Regions from separate parts of the Mus musculus genome. Here region 2 is linked to region 1. The links are chromatin loops, found by intact Hi-C in ENCODE. Cell type or tissue: gastrocnemius. All regions are shown on one strand.

Region 1 (8,000 bases):
TTTGAGAGTTTCTGCCTATTTAGATCCTGGAAGGTGGGGTTCATTAGGATTGACTTTGGCAGCCAGGCCAGGACTGAGCCTGCTGAAAACAGAGGCCTTCTAAGCAGCCATGCCACCACCACTCTAAGTACACAAAGGTCTGGCTCTCGGGCCTCAGTGGCTGCAGAGGTGTGGGAGCACCCAGTCATCAGGAAGTCTCTTTGGGGTCAGATCCTTTGCCAGTGTGGAGCCCTCAAGTTGAGACTGCATAACTAAAGCAGTCACAGATCTTCTGTGGTTTGGGGTTTTTGTTTTGTTTTGTTTTCTTGTTTTTTACTGCTCTTTTCCAAAAAATGATTTGTAGTTGTGTGTGCAGCACTTTGCCCTAATATGTGTGTGCTCTACAATAAAAACCAAATCTAATATATTTTGAAACAGTTGTCTGATGCTGTGGTGAGAGAAAGCCTGACTTTGGTTTTTCCCTTAATTTATTTTCTTGACCTTCCAACTGGATTTGGAGAAAGCTAATTTATTGCCCACCAGTCCTCTGAAGATTGGTCACTGACACCCCTTGATTGATGGCTAAAGGTGGACTTGTGTTTGCCCACTGCCCTCTCCCCTTCAAGGAGGGTGGCCAGGGATACACCTCATGGAATTCTAGAAGATACAGTCTCTCCCTGGCTTGGTAGAGAAGCTGCAGGCCAGTACAAACACAGGTGGAGCTGGAGCAGGGACAGAGGAGCTCAGGTAGAGGACGTGGCCATTCTTGTACTCAGCAGCTAGGCTCTTGGCCTCCCTGGGTGTAGAACATTGGTAGATAAAGCAGGTAGGATAGGATGAGATTGGGACTCAGTGGGCTCCTCCAGTCCACTGGGGTCCCTAATGTGGATCCCAGGGTATTGCCAACTGTCAGCAGCTCTCCAGCTCTGCTCCAGTGATCTGAGCCAATTTGCTCAAATTGCCACTGTGAATCTTGGTCAAGCCATTTCATTGCCCATAGAATGACTGGCCAACAGTTTGAAAAGCAGTGGTAGGTCTAGAAGGGTCAGGGCCTCTGTATGAACTGTGCAGTGGACTGGGATGACACTAGAACTGAGAGGAAGCACCAAATGTCATCCCAGCTGTGATGTTGCAGAAGGGCAGATCCCAATCCATGCTTGGGTGGCTCTTCCTAGGGACAAGGGATGGAAGAGATTTTGATACCAGTGATCTAGGCTTCAGTCTGTCCTGGGATAGTGCCCCCAGTCCTTATGAAGTAATAGCCTTAAGCAAGTCTCTCAGAGTCCCACACCTGACTCTGAATCTTTCTTGTTCTAGCCATGGCACTGGGCCTAGAGCTTTGTTTGGCCCCTGACTCAGTCTTCATGTTTATAAAGTAGTTTTCTAACAGCAACTGGATGTACCAGCCCTACCCACCTAAGATCTCATTCCATTCCTTTAACCTTGTTGTGTGAAGAGTGTTCTGTAGGCCAGGCTCAGGATGGGAAACAGACCTGTATATGACATGCTTACATGCATGTAAAGGTGTTCTATAATGTATAGGAAGGCAGTAGAGCCCATTAACTGTAAGTGTAAATAACATGTACAGTGTGCTTGTAAATCTCTGTAGTTAGTTGTTGCCCACAGAACATTTTAATTGGCTTTCTGTTTAAGTGTGGAATTCATTATCTACCTGTGGTTATAATTCACACACCATGTGAGGGAGATGCATTTTACCAGTTTCTCTTAGTTTTCTATGGCTGCCAAAACATTACCACAAACTTGAGAGCTTAAAGCAAAAGAAATTTGCTAGGTATGGTGGTGCGTGCCTCTAATTCCAGCACAGGCTGAGGCAGAAGGATCAAAAGTTTAAGGCCTGCCTGGGCCTTGTCTCAAAAAGCAAAGCAGCCAGGCATGGTGCTTGTCTGTAATGCCAGCAGGAGTGTCGCAGGTTTGAGGCCAGTTTAGTCTACATAGGGAGCTTGAGGACAGCCTAGGCTACATTGTGAGACCCTGTCTCAACAACAAAGATATAGACTGTTTTGTGCTCTCCTTAAGACTTTGGTAGGAAGCCTATTCCTGCCTCTTGCGGCTTGGTATGGCTCTAACCACTCTAGTTGCAAGTACTCTAGATTCATAGTCACATGGCCTCTTTTTGTATGCTACATTTCAGTGCCTCTCTGCACCCCACCGTGTGTGTGTGTGTGTGTGTGTGTGTGTGTGTGTGTGTGTGTGTGTGTGTGTGTGTGTATAGAAAGGATAGAAAGGGTCTCACTCTAGCTCAGGCCATCCTTGAAATAGCAATCTTGCCACTGCATCCAGCCTTTTCTGTCTGTCTTAGTTGGGCATTTGTCTTTGGATATAGGGACTCCCATATACTCCACAGCTGCATAGCTCCACTTCCTTTTTTTTTTTTTTTTTTTTTTTTTTTTTTTTTTTTTTTTTGACAGTGCTAGGGATGGAACCCAGCGCCTCTCCAGTGTTAAGCAAGGACTCTACCACTGATCCACACCCTAACTCCCACCTACTCCTTATAAAAATAAAGTATATGCCTTCCAGAAACTAGAACCTGAGAACCTTGGGGGCCGACATGCAGCTTACGATGCTGCTCTTTCTTCAGAAATTGTTACTAAATCTGTGGCCTATTGATTCCTCAAAGAAATTGTATTAATTTCGATTGAAATTTCTTAGCCTCAGCACTATTTTAAAATTTAATCTGGATGATGATAATTACTCCATTGCTTGCTTGTATTTTTTTCTGTAGTGCTGGGGATTAGGTGAGGGCCTTGTGCATTCTAGGCCTTGTAAATGTTACCTATGCCCCAGCAGCTCATTGCTTTCTTAAGTTTAAACCTATGCTGTCCAATCTGGAACCACTGGACTCCGGCTTTTGAGCACTTGAAATATGGCTAGTTTCAATTGAGATATGCTTTATACACCAGAATTTGAAGTTAGTATTAAAAAGAATGTAAAATATATAATTGATAACTTTATATTGATTACATGTTGAAATACTATTTTGGACATACTGAGTTAAATAAAATACATTATTTAAATTAATTTCACCTGTTTGAGTTTTTTTTTTTTTTTTTTTTTTTTTTAACTTGACTGTGGTCTGTCTGGTGTGGGCTCATGCACATGCAGGCAGGTGCCTGAGGACCCAGAAGAGAGAATAGCACCCCAGGGAGCTAGGATTAACAGACTAAGCTGTCCCATGTGGTTGCTGGAGATCATTAAAACTCTTGTTTCTGTTTGGAATCTGGCTTTTCAGTTATTGTTTGTCTGCTGGGAATCGCATAGGATTGGATAGATAGCTTACCTAACGTGTGTTCAATCCCAGCACCATCCACACAGACAACGCAGACCCTAGGTAACAATAAATACACTGGTAATGCCCGCACTGGGAAAACATGCAGAAGAGCACGGGTTCTGGGTGAAAAGAACAGTAAATGCGGTGAACAACAAAAAGCCTTACTTTGGAATATCAGTACCTTTGTTTTTAATATAATTTCAATTCTGTATAGTTATTTCTCCCCTCCTTCAGTGCTGGGGACCAAACTCAGAACAGGGAGAATGCTAGGAAAAACAAACAAACAAACAAAAAAACCCCAGTAAAACTAAGTCCTGTACTCTGAATTCCAATGTTAACTGACACAGGAAGTTTGTGAGAATGCATCTGATATATATACACACACGCCATATTATTTTGGTGCTAGGAATTGAACAAAGGACTTGGTGTGTTGGGCAGGCACACTACCACTGAATTACACCCTCTTAAACAAGATTTGCTAGTTGAATTTTGCAGCTAGTGTGGGATACTCCTGGGTGTTATTTGTGGGCTTTTGGCAGGAGGAACCTGGTCTGGTGAGCTCTTGTGAAGAGTCAAAATTAGTAGGAGTCACTGCACTGTCAAGCAACGAGGATGAGGACTTGTATAGCCAGGGAACTGAGGGCCCCAAATCTATTGTGGGTGCAGGAGCCCAGTTTGAGATCCACCAACTCTTTACCAGACATGCATTGCTGCAGTTCTCCCTGTGTCCTCAGTGTGGCAGCAGAGCCCCGATGGCATTATTTCCTGGTGGCAAGCAGATCAGCCAGTCCTGCATATGGATGGAACTAAGTACCCAGAGATCACATGATCTGCCTGAGGCTGCCCGCTGCTTCTGTTCTACATTGCCAGGGTATTTGTGGCTATACTTGCTTAAAGGCATACAACCTGAAGACAAGCAGATGCCATCAGGGATCCATGAGCTGTGAACAGATTGCCTGCAATGTTGACCTCACCCCACCTTAGAGAGAAGGGTGCACCTATCACATCTCAAGTGGTAGAATTGCTCAAGGTTCTCTTACAGGGCCTGGGCTCTCCTGAGTTACTAGGGGTGCTTCTTAGTACTGACTTCCTAGGGTATGCTATATAGCTCCTATGTTTCCTCTCGAAGCTGGACGCCTATCACATTTCCCTTCTTTATTATCATATTTAATTCTTTTTTTAAGATTTATTTTATGTATGTGAGTACACTGTTGCTGTCTTCAGACACTCTAGAAGAGAGCATCATTCTCATTACAGATGGTGTAAGACACCACATGGTAGCTGGGAATTGAACTCAGGACCTCTGGAAGAGCAGTCAGCACTCTTTCCACTGAGCCATCTTTCCAGCCCCCATTCAATTCTTACAATTTTTAACACCACACTTAGAGTCAAATCCTAATTCTACAACTGTCGGGAACAAGCAGCATCCTCTCTGGCTTCAGTGTCTTCCTCTGTAAAATAACCATAGGCTTTAGCTGACAGCACTCAGGAGGCAGAGGCAGGCAGATCTCTAAGTTCAAGGCCAGCCTGGTCTACTAAACAAGTTCAAGGACAGCCAGAGCTACACAGAGAAACCCTATCTCAAAACAGCAACAACAACACACACACACAGAGACACAGAAACACACAATGAACAATTCACATATACAAAATGAGTGTGGCATAAAAGGAAGGGTTGCCTGCACAGACAACTCACAGTATTAACTAATAGAGGAATATTGCGCCCATTCTACAGTGAGGAAATGGAAGGAGATGGCAGAGGCAGTGTGTTAGAACCTGGAATCACAGACAGGAATGGATTATATAGCACCCGTTCTTACAGCCTCAAAGCCACCCTCCCAGTAGATATACCCAAGTCTTGCTCACAGCCACAGGTAGCTATCCTAGAGCCAGGGAAACAGAGAGAGCTGAACAGGTAAGGACACTTGCTGCCAAGTCTGATGATCTGAGTTTGGTCCCCAGAACCCCAAGGAAAAGGTAGGAGAAAGAAAACTGAGTCCACCAAGTTGTCTGTATGTGCCTCACTCCCACATCATACATGTATGCATATACAGGTGCACTCATGTGCATACACTAGGAAGAATAAATAAAATACTTTGTTTCCAGTTGATGGAAGGGGACTTTATTTGATCTCAGGGTCACTCCAGCTATGACCTCATCTTCATTTGACCTTATTTTGGGGGTGCAGGTTGTTGGTATGGCCCCACTTCTTGCAGCAGTCGACTGCACGAGGGTGCAGGCATGTGTAGCACTTGCAGCAGATCATCTTGTTACTTGTCCTTCTGGGCAAGCTGACACTGGCAGGGCTCAAGGATGCCACCTCGCAGACGCAGCACCAGGTACAAGGTGGAATGGTTCTGGATGTAGTAGTTGGAAAGGGTGCGTCCATCCTGCAGCTGTTTGCCGGCAAATACCAGCCTCTGCTGGTCAACTGGGATGCCTTCCTTGTCTTGGATCTTGACCTTGACATTCTTGATGGTGTCACTGGGCTCAACCTCAAAAGTGATGGTCTTGCCTGTCAGGGTCTTCACAAAGATCTGCATGTTGACCTCTGCCAATTGGCCTCCTAGTGGTAGAAAAAATGAAATGTTTTAAAAGAAGAGCTCTTGTACTAAGGTCAAATCTAAGTGGATTAAGGAACTCCACATAAAACCAGAGACACTGAAACTTATAGAGGAGAAAGTAGGGAAAAGCCTCGAAGATATGGGTTCAGGGGAAAAATTCCTGAATAGAACAGCAATGGCTTGTGCTGTAAGATCGAGAATCAATAAATGGGACCTCATAAAATTGCAAAGCTTCTGCAACGCAAAAGACACTGTCAATAAGACACAAAGGCCACCAACAGATTGGGAAAGGATCTTTACCTATCCCAAATCAGATAGGGGACTAATATCCAATATATATAAAGAACTCAAGAAGGTGGACTCCAGAAAATCAAATAACCCCATTAAAAAATGGGGCTCAGAGCTGAACAAAGAATTCTCACCTGAGGAATATTGAATGGCTGAGAAGCACCTGAAAAAATGTTCAACATCCTTAATCATCAGGGAAATGCAAATCAAAACAACCCTGAGATTCCACTTCACTCCAGTCAGAATGGCTAAGATCAAAAATTCAGGTGACAGCAGATGCTGGCCAGGATATGGAAAAAGAGGAACACTCCTCCATTGTTGGTGGGATTGCAAGCTTGTACAACCACTCTGGAAATCAGTCTGGTGGTTCCTCAGAAAATTGGACATAGTACTACCGGAGGATCCTCTCCTAGGCATATAGAAGATGTCCCAACAGGTAAGAAGGACACATGCTCCACTATGCTCATAGCAGCCTTATTTATAATAGCCAGAAGCTGGAAAGAACCCAGATGCCCCTCAACAGAGGAATGGATACAGAAAATGTGGTACATTTACACAATGGAATACTACTCAGCTATTTAAAAAATGAATTCATGAAATTCCTAGGCAAATGGATGGACCTGGAGGGCATCATCCTGAATGAGGTAACCCAATCACAAAGGAACTCGCACAATATGTACTCATTGATAAGTGGATATTAGCCCAGAAACTTAGGATACCCAAGATATAAGATACAATTTGCTAAACGCATGAAATTCAAGAAGAACGAAGACCAAAGTGTGGACACGTTGCCCCTTCTTAGAAATGGGAACAAAACACCCATGGAAGGAGTTACAGAGACAAAATTTGGAGCTGTGACGAAAGGATGGACCATCTAGTGATTGCCATATGCAGGGATCCATCCCATAATCAACTTCCAAACGCTGACACCATTGCATACACTAGCAAGATTTTGCTGAAAGGACCCAGATATAGCTGTCTCTGGTGAGACTATGCCGGGGCCTAACAAACACAGAAGTGGATGATCACAGTCAGCTATTGGATGGGTCACACGGCCCTCAATGGAGGAGCTAGAAAAATTACCCAAGAAGCTAAAGGGACCTGTAACCCTATAGGTGGAACAACAATATGACCTAACCAATACTCCGGAGCTCTTGTCTCTAACTGCATATGTATCAAAAGATGGCCTAGTCGGCCATCAATGCAAGGAGAGGCCCATTGGAATTGAAAACTTTATATGCCCCAGTACAGGGGAACCCCAGGGCCAAAAAGGGGGAGTGGGTGGGTAGGGGATTGGGGGGGTGGGTATGGCGGACTTTTGGGATAGCATTGAAAATGTAAAAGAGGAAAATACCTAATTAAAAAAAAAAAAAAAAAAGAAGAGCTCATACCAATATCCATGGTCAGGCCTGTGTCAAGGTGAGTCCTACCTCAGGTGAAGGATGAACGGACGTATTATCTTTGACTTTTTATTTTTTAACTTGTATTTATTATCTATTATATGTAAGTACACTGTAGCTGATGTCTTCAGACACCCCAGAAGAGGGAGTCACATCTTGTTATAGAATTTGTGAGCCTTCATGTGGTTGCTGGGATTTGAACTCAGGACCTTCAGAAGAGCAGTCAGTGCCCTTAAGCACTCAGCCATCTCTCCAGCCCCTTACCTGTTCTTTATTGGCAGTCTCAGGATGTATTCCAGTCTAGCTGGGACTCAACATCCCCCTTGGCCTGTTCCTTCTGAGAGCCTGTTTTCTCCTCTGAAAAATGGACTCAGAGGTGATGACCCACCCCATCCTTTCTTCCCTAGTCAGCCCCTGGATGGAATATGCCAGTGCATAGGGTGTGTCAGCCTATCTGCATTCCTGCAAGAATCAGGGACT
Region 2 (8,000 bases), 170 kb after region 1:
TTCTCGAACATCCAGGACCTGTTACGTGAGCAGAGGTGCTGCTGGTCTGGACACTTACCTCCAAGCAGCCTCTAATTTCAGTCTCTGCCTGGGACCAGGAACTAAGTTCTGACCCTGGCTACTCTGCAGCTGCCTGTGGGGCTTCAGTGACAGACACAAAGGTGTGCTGTGAAGAAGGTGCTCACCCCAGTAGCACTGACCCTGGAAGGCTACTGCTGGGTCTCTCAGTCTGAGATACAGGCACACCCTCTGCTCCATCCATCTTTCCTGATACCCTGCCTCTACTCCAACACTGGCCCAGCTGCCTGACCTGGATCTCTGTCAGGAAGTGGATGGCCTCAGGAAGGGTCACCAGGCGGTTCTTATTCAGGACGAGTTTCTTCAGTTTTGGGCACCTGTAAAGACAGAGCCCGACAGAGCCTTAGGGGATCTGGCGTTCCAGTTAGGGCCAGGCGAAAGGTGACTTCCCAATTCTTTGTCTTAGAGCAAGGGATCCATATGAGGGCCAGTGATTTTCAGAAGAGGATGGGACCACACTAGCTTCCTAACAGGTACTCTGAGAACCTCAAGTTGGGTGTGGGGTGGGATGGGTCTCATCCCTAAAGGCAAATCAGTCATTAGCAGGATGCAGACAGATCGCCAAGTGTGAGCTCCCACCCCACGCCAGCCTGCCCAGCACCTGCAGAGACTTTCAGGAATCAGTTCTAGGTTGTTGTTGGCAGCCATGAATTCCTCCAGGCTGGTGAGCTTGCCGATGCCAGAAGGCAGCCCATCAAAGTCCAGCTTGTTGGAGTTGAGGTACAGCTTCTTCAGCTTGGTGAGCTTGCAGATGGCTGACTAGAGAAGCAGGAAGTCAGTTAGAACAGAACCAGCACTCCTGCCTGGCCCACCCAATGTCCCAGGCACAGGCTCACAGGCAGGGAGGTGAGCTGGTTCCGGGACAGATTCAAGGTCTCCAGGTGCACCCACTGGTCGATGCACAGGGACAGCTCTGCAATCTGGTTGCTACTGAGGTTGAGGCGGCGCAGGCTGGGGAGGGTGTACAGGCACTCCGGCACCCTTGTCAAGTCATTGCACGACAGGTCCACATCTGGGACATTGGAAGGGCACATCAGTTAGGACCCATACAGCAGTCACCAGGAACAAGCCTCAGTGTGAATTCCAACTATTCTACAACCAGGTTGTGTGGTCTTAGGCAAGTAATTTGTATGACCTGCAGTTTCTACACTTGAGAGACTCCTCATAGCAGGTGGCCTAGTGACAGAAACCCAATGGAAATTGACCACTGTGTGCAGAACTGTAATGTCAGCACTTGAGATGCTCAGACAGGGGACCGCTATGAGTTCAAGGCCAATCTGCCTACACAGTAAGTATCAAGCCAGGCCAGGCAGCCAGAGTCACACAGCAAGCCCCTACCTAACATATCTGCGAGACATGACAAGAAGCAGGACTCGGCCCCTTTATTCCCAAGGAAGCTGGTAAGCTCAAAGGGGTGAGAACCTTAGGGGCTCCCCAGACAGTCCAGACCTGAAAGGTTGCTCAGGCCCTCCAGGCTGGTGGGGAGGTTGCTCTGGGTGCGTTGAGTGTTCCTCAGATGCAGGGTCTGTAGGGCCATCATGGCTGGGAGCTGCCTGTGAGGAAAGGATTTGCCACCCTAGGGTAAGTCCACTCAAGGGACTCTAGGGATGGAGTGGGCAGGAGGGCATGACCAAAGAGGGGGACAAGATGTATAGCAAGCACAGGCCAGTGCTGAGGCCTGAGGCCTAGGGTGGGAAGGGTCAGGACTCCTAGGAAGCAAGGAAAAGCAAGGCACCTACCGGAGCTGTGCATGTAGCAGCGGGTTTCCATTCAGCACCAGTGTCTGAAGGTGCACGAGGCGGCGCATTTGAGGGGGAAGGCTCTCTAGGCGGTTTTCACTGAGGTCCAGGTACAGCAAGTCCGTAAGGTTGATGAACAGCTGGTTGGGGATGGAGTCGATGCTGTAGTACAGAGGGGAAAGCCTGAAAATCAGTCTTCCATCCCACCTGGCTCTGCACTGCCCACCTGGCTCTGCACTGCCCACCTGGCTCTGCACCTGGCTCTGCACTGCCCACCTGGCTCCTCACCTGGCTCTGCACTGCCCACCTGGCTCTGCACCTGGCTCTGCACTGCCCACCTGGCTCTGCACCTGGCTCTGCACTGCCCACCTGGCTCTGCACGGCCCACCTGCCATGCCCTTGATCTCCCCAGTACCCGTTGTGGCTGAGGTTGAGCACCAGCATGTTCTTGGCATTCTCCAGCTCCCGTGGGCATTCTGTCAACTGGTTATGGCTCAAGTCCTAGGGAGCAGGGACAAGGTCAGGCCAGGGTGCCCCCCACACACACACCGTCCCCATGCCTCTGCCATACCCAGGGATCTGGCAGGACATTGGACATGGAGTGACAAGAACGTTCAGGGATATAGATTGAGTGAAAAGGGGACTGGGCTAGGGAACTGAGTGTACAAGTGATGTGGGCTCAGCATTGACCACTCTAAGGGATGATGGCGGCCCTTGAGGCAGCTATGAGTGAGGACTGAATGAGCATCACAGGGGCCAGATGGGCAGGTAACCACTGACCAGAACAGAGAGATCATCCAGCTTGAAGATGTCATCAGGGACTCCGGAATTCTTCAGGCTGTTGGCCCGAGCTACAATGGCCTAGGAGTATAAGGAAAGAACTTGGGATCCTCATTTTCTGCTCTGAGAGAGAAGCTCAGGCCAGGTGGGGAGCTCCTTCGGAAACTGGAGGCCAGGTCTGAGAATTCTCCCTCCTCTGACCTTTGCTCACACACGACATCTGGTGGGCTTCTCCCAGCCTCCCAGTGAGTGCCTCTTCAAACTTTAAAACCCAATGTCAGCGTGCCTCCAAGGCCAATATGGGGCCCTCAGAGTTATGGTACTAGGATGGAAGCCCAAGGCTTTACGTGTGAAAAGCATGCATGTTGTCACTGGACTGTATCCCCACTCACCTTTTTTTTTTTTTTTTTAACCAAGACAGGGTCTCATTATGTAGATCCTAAAACTCAATGTGTAGACCAGGTTGGCCTCAAACTCAAGAGATCTGCCTGCCTCTGCCTACTGAGTGCTGGGATCAAAGGCATGCGCCACCATGCCCGGCCCTGCAATCTATTTTTTTAAGTGCAACCTACCTGCTGGAGGAAATGGAGGAACTTGCCAAAGCTACTTAGCCAATGTGATGGTGTAGATGTGAATGGCCCCCATAGACACATATATTTGAATGCTTGGTCCCTAACTGGTAGAGCTGTTTGGGAAGGGCTAGGAGGTGTGGCCTTATTGGAGGAGGTATATCACCGAAGGCAAGCTTTGAGGTTTCAAAAGCCCACACCACTCCCAGCTAGTTCTTTCTGCTTCATGGTTGTCTCAACACATGAGCTCTCAGCTACTGCTCCAGTGCCATGCCTGCCTGCCTGCTGTCATGTTCCCCTCACTGAGATGGTCGTGGACTCTAGCCCTTGGAACTGTGAATCTCCAAATGAAATATATTCTTTAAGTTGCCTTAGTCCTGTGCTTTGTCACAACAGAAAAGTAACTAAGCCAGTTAAGTGGCAAAGCCCTGGTTTAGAGTCAGGGAGCCCAAGTCCAGATCCTGGACTCTGAACATCTTGGGGTTCTGGCCCTGTGAAGGATAATCCTAACTGAAGCCTGTAAGGCTGGCAAGGGCCTGATTTTCAAGCTACCTTCTAGGCCCAGTCACACCAGCTACACTGCTGTCTGGGGGTGACTTTTGTGTGGCTAGAGTCTTTACCTATGTGGTAGGTTAGAAGCACACTAGACACACTAATGTGGCCTAGTACTGTGTTCTGCCTACACTGCTGTGTTCACAGCCATCCAGAGAGGTGGTGGGTTTTGAAATGTCCTCTCTTTTCTCTCAGAAAGTTCTCCCATTCATATGAGCTCTCTTGCAGCAACACGGGCACAGAGGGGAGGAGGGTGGAGACACTGGCCCGCGCCTGACCCTACCGCAGCCCAGGCGAACACTCACCCGAAGCGAAGGCAGGCTAGACAGTTCGCCGTGAAGCGTGGTCAGATGGTTGTGGCTCACAGACAGGTGCTCCTGGACAGGACAAGAGTCAAAGGTTCAGGTGGGGACCTAAGGTATCCAGCCCCTGCCTGCAGCCCTGTAACTGCACCATCTGGGAAGGCCATCCCAACAGTCCCCTCTCCTTTACACACCATCACCTGCCTTGCATACCTCCCAGGTGGATGTGCCCCCACACACACACCATCAGCTTCACCCACAGCTATTTCTGTTTTCTCTTGATTCCACTCCCCTTTTTTGCAGAGTATGCCAACCTGGCCTAGCCCCTAGGATAGGACCCTCCCCGCGCCCCGCCGCCTACATCCCTTACCAGCTTCTGCAGAGCCGCAAGTTCTTCAGGCAGGTAGCAGAGGCCTGTGCGATTCAGCTTTAGCCATCGCAGGCTGGTCATAGCCTTAACATTCTCAGGGAAGTAGCCACCCTGGGGGGTGGGGAGGAAACAGGAGGGTGAGGACAGTCTAGGAGATGAGTGCCTCCTCTCATCACCTTCTGTGGTCCCTAGAGAACATTTCTCTTTCTTACTCACAGAATGGCACTAAACGAAAGCTCCCAAAGGACAAACATCCTGGCCCAAACGTGTCTCTCCAGCTGGAGTCTGTCCCTGGTGTGTTTCAAGGGTTCCTCAGCATTCCACTGTGCTTAGTGGAACTCACATTGCTTTGCCTGGGGTTCCAAGGCAGTTTGGCTGTCTGGGATTGCACTAAGAGCCCAGCTCCCCAATGTTCCTTGAACAGTGTCATTCATTCATTCATTCATTCCTCACATGCAATGCCCACTTCAGCATCCCTGGCCTTTTTGTTTGTTGTTTTTCAAGACAGGGTTTCTTGGGGCTGGAGAGATAGCTCAGTGGTTAAGAGCACTGACTGTTTTTATGAAGGTCCTGAGTTCAAATTCTAGCAACCACATGGTGGCTTACAATCATCTGTAATGACATCTGACACCCTCTACTGGTGTGTCTGAAGACAGATACAGTGTACTTACATATAAATAATAAATAATTATTTTTTTAAATTAAAGACAGGGTTTCTCTGTGTGTAGCCTTGGCTGTCCTGGAACTCACTCTGTAGACCAGGCTGGCCTCAGACTCACAGAGATCCACCTGCCTCTGCCTCCTGAATGCTGGAATTAAAGGTCTGTGCCACCACACCAGCCTAAGGTTTTGTCCCCCTGTAACTCCCAATTACAGGGTTTCTCTGTGTAGTCCCTGCTGTCCTGGAACTCATTTTGTGTCCAGGCTGGCCTCTAACTCAGAGATCTGCCTGCCTCTGCCTCCCCAGTGTTGGAATTAAAGGCATTTGCCACTCCCTCCAGGCTACTCCTGGCAGTTTTGACATCTGAGCAGCATGAAGCTCAATTGCCTTTTGCTACTGTAACACCTCTTCTTCCAGTCACGTTCCCTAAGGTAACTCAGACGTTCCCAGTGGAGAGAGAATAGAGACCACAAGTGAGGATGGTGGGTATGTAGACAGGATGAAGTGATGCCCACAGTGTACGGGATCCAACATGTGTCCGTGTGCAGGTGAACACGGGAGGAGCCCACCTCCTCCTGCATCCCCCAATCTGATATCTAAAGGACTCGACCAGGCGGTGGAGAAGGTCCAGGCTTCTGAGCTGTCCTTCGGGGCCAGCTTTTCTCTCTTTGGGCCTGGGTCTAGCCGGCACATTTTTTTTTTCTTCAAGTCAAGACAGGGTTTCTCGATATAGCTATGGCTGTCCGGGAACTTGCTTTTAAGAGCAGGCTGACCACGAAGTCAAAGATCCACCTGCCTCCGCCTCCCAAGAGCTGGAATTAGAGGCGTGCACCACCACGCCCATAGCCTGGCTCTTTATAGTCAAGAACCAGGGCTGCTGGCTGCTTGTCCCCCTAGTCTAGCAGTTGAACAGACTTGCCGCCTAGGACCTGGCGCACCTGTCACACTCCTTACTAACAGATCTCTTTCCATTACACGCCACCAAACGGGCTGTTCCTGAGCCCCTAGGACTGGAGAGAACCCCGAGTTCGCGGAGGGAGAAGTGACGTCCCGAGACCACAGTGTGGGGCGGTGGCTGGCTAGGGCGTATTCCCTCGGTGGCATGGGGTCCGGTTCGCGGCCTGAGGGCTCAAATCCCGCGCGGCCCCAGACCCCCGGAGCCCCCGCCCAGGTCTTCCGCCCCGGGCGGGGCAGGCCCGGGAAGACTCGCGGAGGCCCGCCCGCCCCGCCCGCCGGTCCCGGAAGCGCAGAGGAAGCGGCCCGGGGAGACGGCCTAGGGGTCGCCTTTCCCCTTCTCCCCCAGCTAACCTTGAAGTCGTTGCCGCTGAGGTCCACGCCGCGCACGAACGGCAGCACCCCGGTGGCCTCCATGGTGGCGCAGCTCTCTTACGGGCAGGGAGGACGCGGGGCGGCCGAGAGCCGCGGGCTGGGTCAGCGCCGGCCCCGCCCCTTTAACCCGCGCGCGCCGCCTCCCGGCCGCGGCCTCTGCGGGAAGTGCTGCTAGGCGACTCCCAGAGCTGCGAGGCCTCCCTGGGACCAGAGTTCTGGGGAGGCCTGTAGGGGTCCCGCTGGAGATGATCAACACTTCCAGTCTCCTGTCGGAACGTGGAGGGTGGGGTCCAGGCACTGTCGCTTGGGCTGCTGTAGCCTCTGGGGCTGGCCGTGACCCAGGAGTGATGGTGGTAACAACGTCAGGGACACAGGCAGTTTGTGTGTGAGGGATCAGTGGTGGTGGTGGTGGTGGTAGTGGTGAGACTTCCGGGGCTTTGGGACCTAATCCTTCAGCTTCAGGACTCAACTTTGATCATGTGTAACACGGTCCCCAAAGTTGCCAGAGTACTCACATGTGGCAGCTTAGAGAGCAGGCTGCACAAACACTCACAATTCTCCCTTGGCATCAGGACTCCAGTCACCATTCTTTATTGATTTGTTTTGTGCTCTAGATCAGTGTATATCTCCTGGGCCAAGCTCTTAGTGGCCATCTTGCCCTGGCCAGCATACAGTAGGTTTCCCATAAACAGACACAGCTGTTCTATGGAAGTCCAGGGTCTGGCATCCCGGGTTTCAGGAGGGAAGAGACTGATAGAGTTCCCACGACAGATGGCAGAGCTCTTTTCCCATTATGTGTCAGGCAGGCCAAACGGAAATGGAACCACCAGGCACTCTAACAGGGGCGAACTTGAGAGGCAGAATGTGGGCCTTTGGGCTAACTGCAGTTTTGTCTGCCTGGCCCACCAAGGGACCATGAGCTCAGACTCCACACTGAGGCTCTCATTACAAGTACACACAAGGTCAGATGTGAGACTAAGTACGACTGCTGAGAATTCGATGTCAGTTGTGGCTTTAGTGTGAGGCCCTTTCTCAAGAAACAAAACACCCGAAAGTAAGTAAACTAGACAAGCCCCTGAATGATTGTCACACTCACCACCTCCCCCGCCCCCCTTGCGCTATCAATATAACCTTGCGCCTTTAAATCCGGAGTATGCTTGTGGTTTCCGCCCCAGACGGTCCCGGGGCGTGCCTGGCGATCATTGGCTGAGCTGCTCCGTTTTGAGCACGTGTGCGCAGGAGTTGTGCGCTCGGATTGGAGCGAAGGCCTGCTTATCCAGCGTGCCTTTCGGGTCACTTGCCGCCTCGGGCCTCGGCGTTCGGTTCCCGGGGTTTGAACGTTCCATTCCTAGGCGAGTCCTGGGCCTCCAGGGTCCTACTCGCCCTGTCCTTGGGTCCATGCGCTGACGCTCGGACGCAGGTACGGCTACAGCGCACCGGGTGGCCCGGTGTCTCCCAGCACTGGGCGTGGCGCGCATCCCGGGGCAGGTGGGGGCGTGGCCTGCGGTCACTGCGGTGGGAGGGAGGACTTGGGAACTGAAGAGCAGAGTTCGAATCCCAGCGGTGCCTCTTCCCGACTTGGGTATTGCACACGATTTCCAGGGCCACAGTGACTTCGCT

Evidence for each region. Hi-C counts contacts between places; a loop is a spot of excess contacts. Peaks named below come from ENCODE experiments on the same cell type or tissue, not always from the same donor. Only the 100,000 strongest peaks of a DNase experiment are listed, where the experiment ranks them.
Region 2: a loop joins it to region 1, with 16 times the contacts of the local background. A loop is called at or near these places in 3 of 42 quality-filtered maps.

What each region holds. Positions count from the first base shown.
Region 1 is chr11:60,555,495-60,563,494 of GRCm38, forward strand. Alkbh5 (alkB homolog 5, RNA demethylase) reads left to right here. Exons shown (of 4, transcript NM_172943.4): 4 at 1-3,018. It also overlaps the pseudogene Gm12628. Among named protein-coding and RNA genes, the nearest start is that of Alkbh5, 22 kb to the left of the region's middle. In gastrocnemius, no CTCF peak of the experiment used is centred here; a DNase peak (open chromatin) is centred at 4,035.
Region 2 is chr11:60,720,768-60,728,767 of GRCm38, forward strand. It overlaps Flii (flightless I actin binding protein), which reads right to left and starts at 6,496. Exons shown (of 30, transcript NM_022009.2): 1 at 6,360-6,496; 2 at 4,391-4,501; 3 at 4,024-4,095; 4 at 2,598-2,678; 5 at 2,233-2,318; 6 at 1,818-1,979; 7 at 1,528-1,631; 8 at 915-1,090; 9 at 680-837; 10 at 311-395; 11 at 1-18. The coding sequence starts at 6,422. It overlaps Mief2 (mitochondrial elongation factor 2), which reads left to right and starts at 7,631. Exons shown (of 4, transcript NM_001009927.2): 1 at 7,631-7,800. It overlaps Mir5100 (microRNA 5100), which reads left to right and starts at 7,896; the gene lies at 7,896-7,959. In gastrocnemius, a CTCF peak has its summit at 6,535; DNase peaks (open chromatin) are centred at 6,521, 7,153 and 7,632; H3K4me3 peaks cover 3,097 bases; H3K27ac peaks cover 2,646 bases.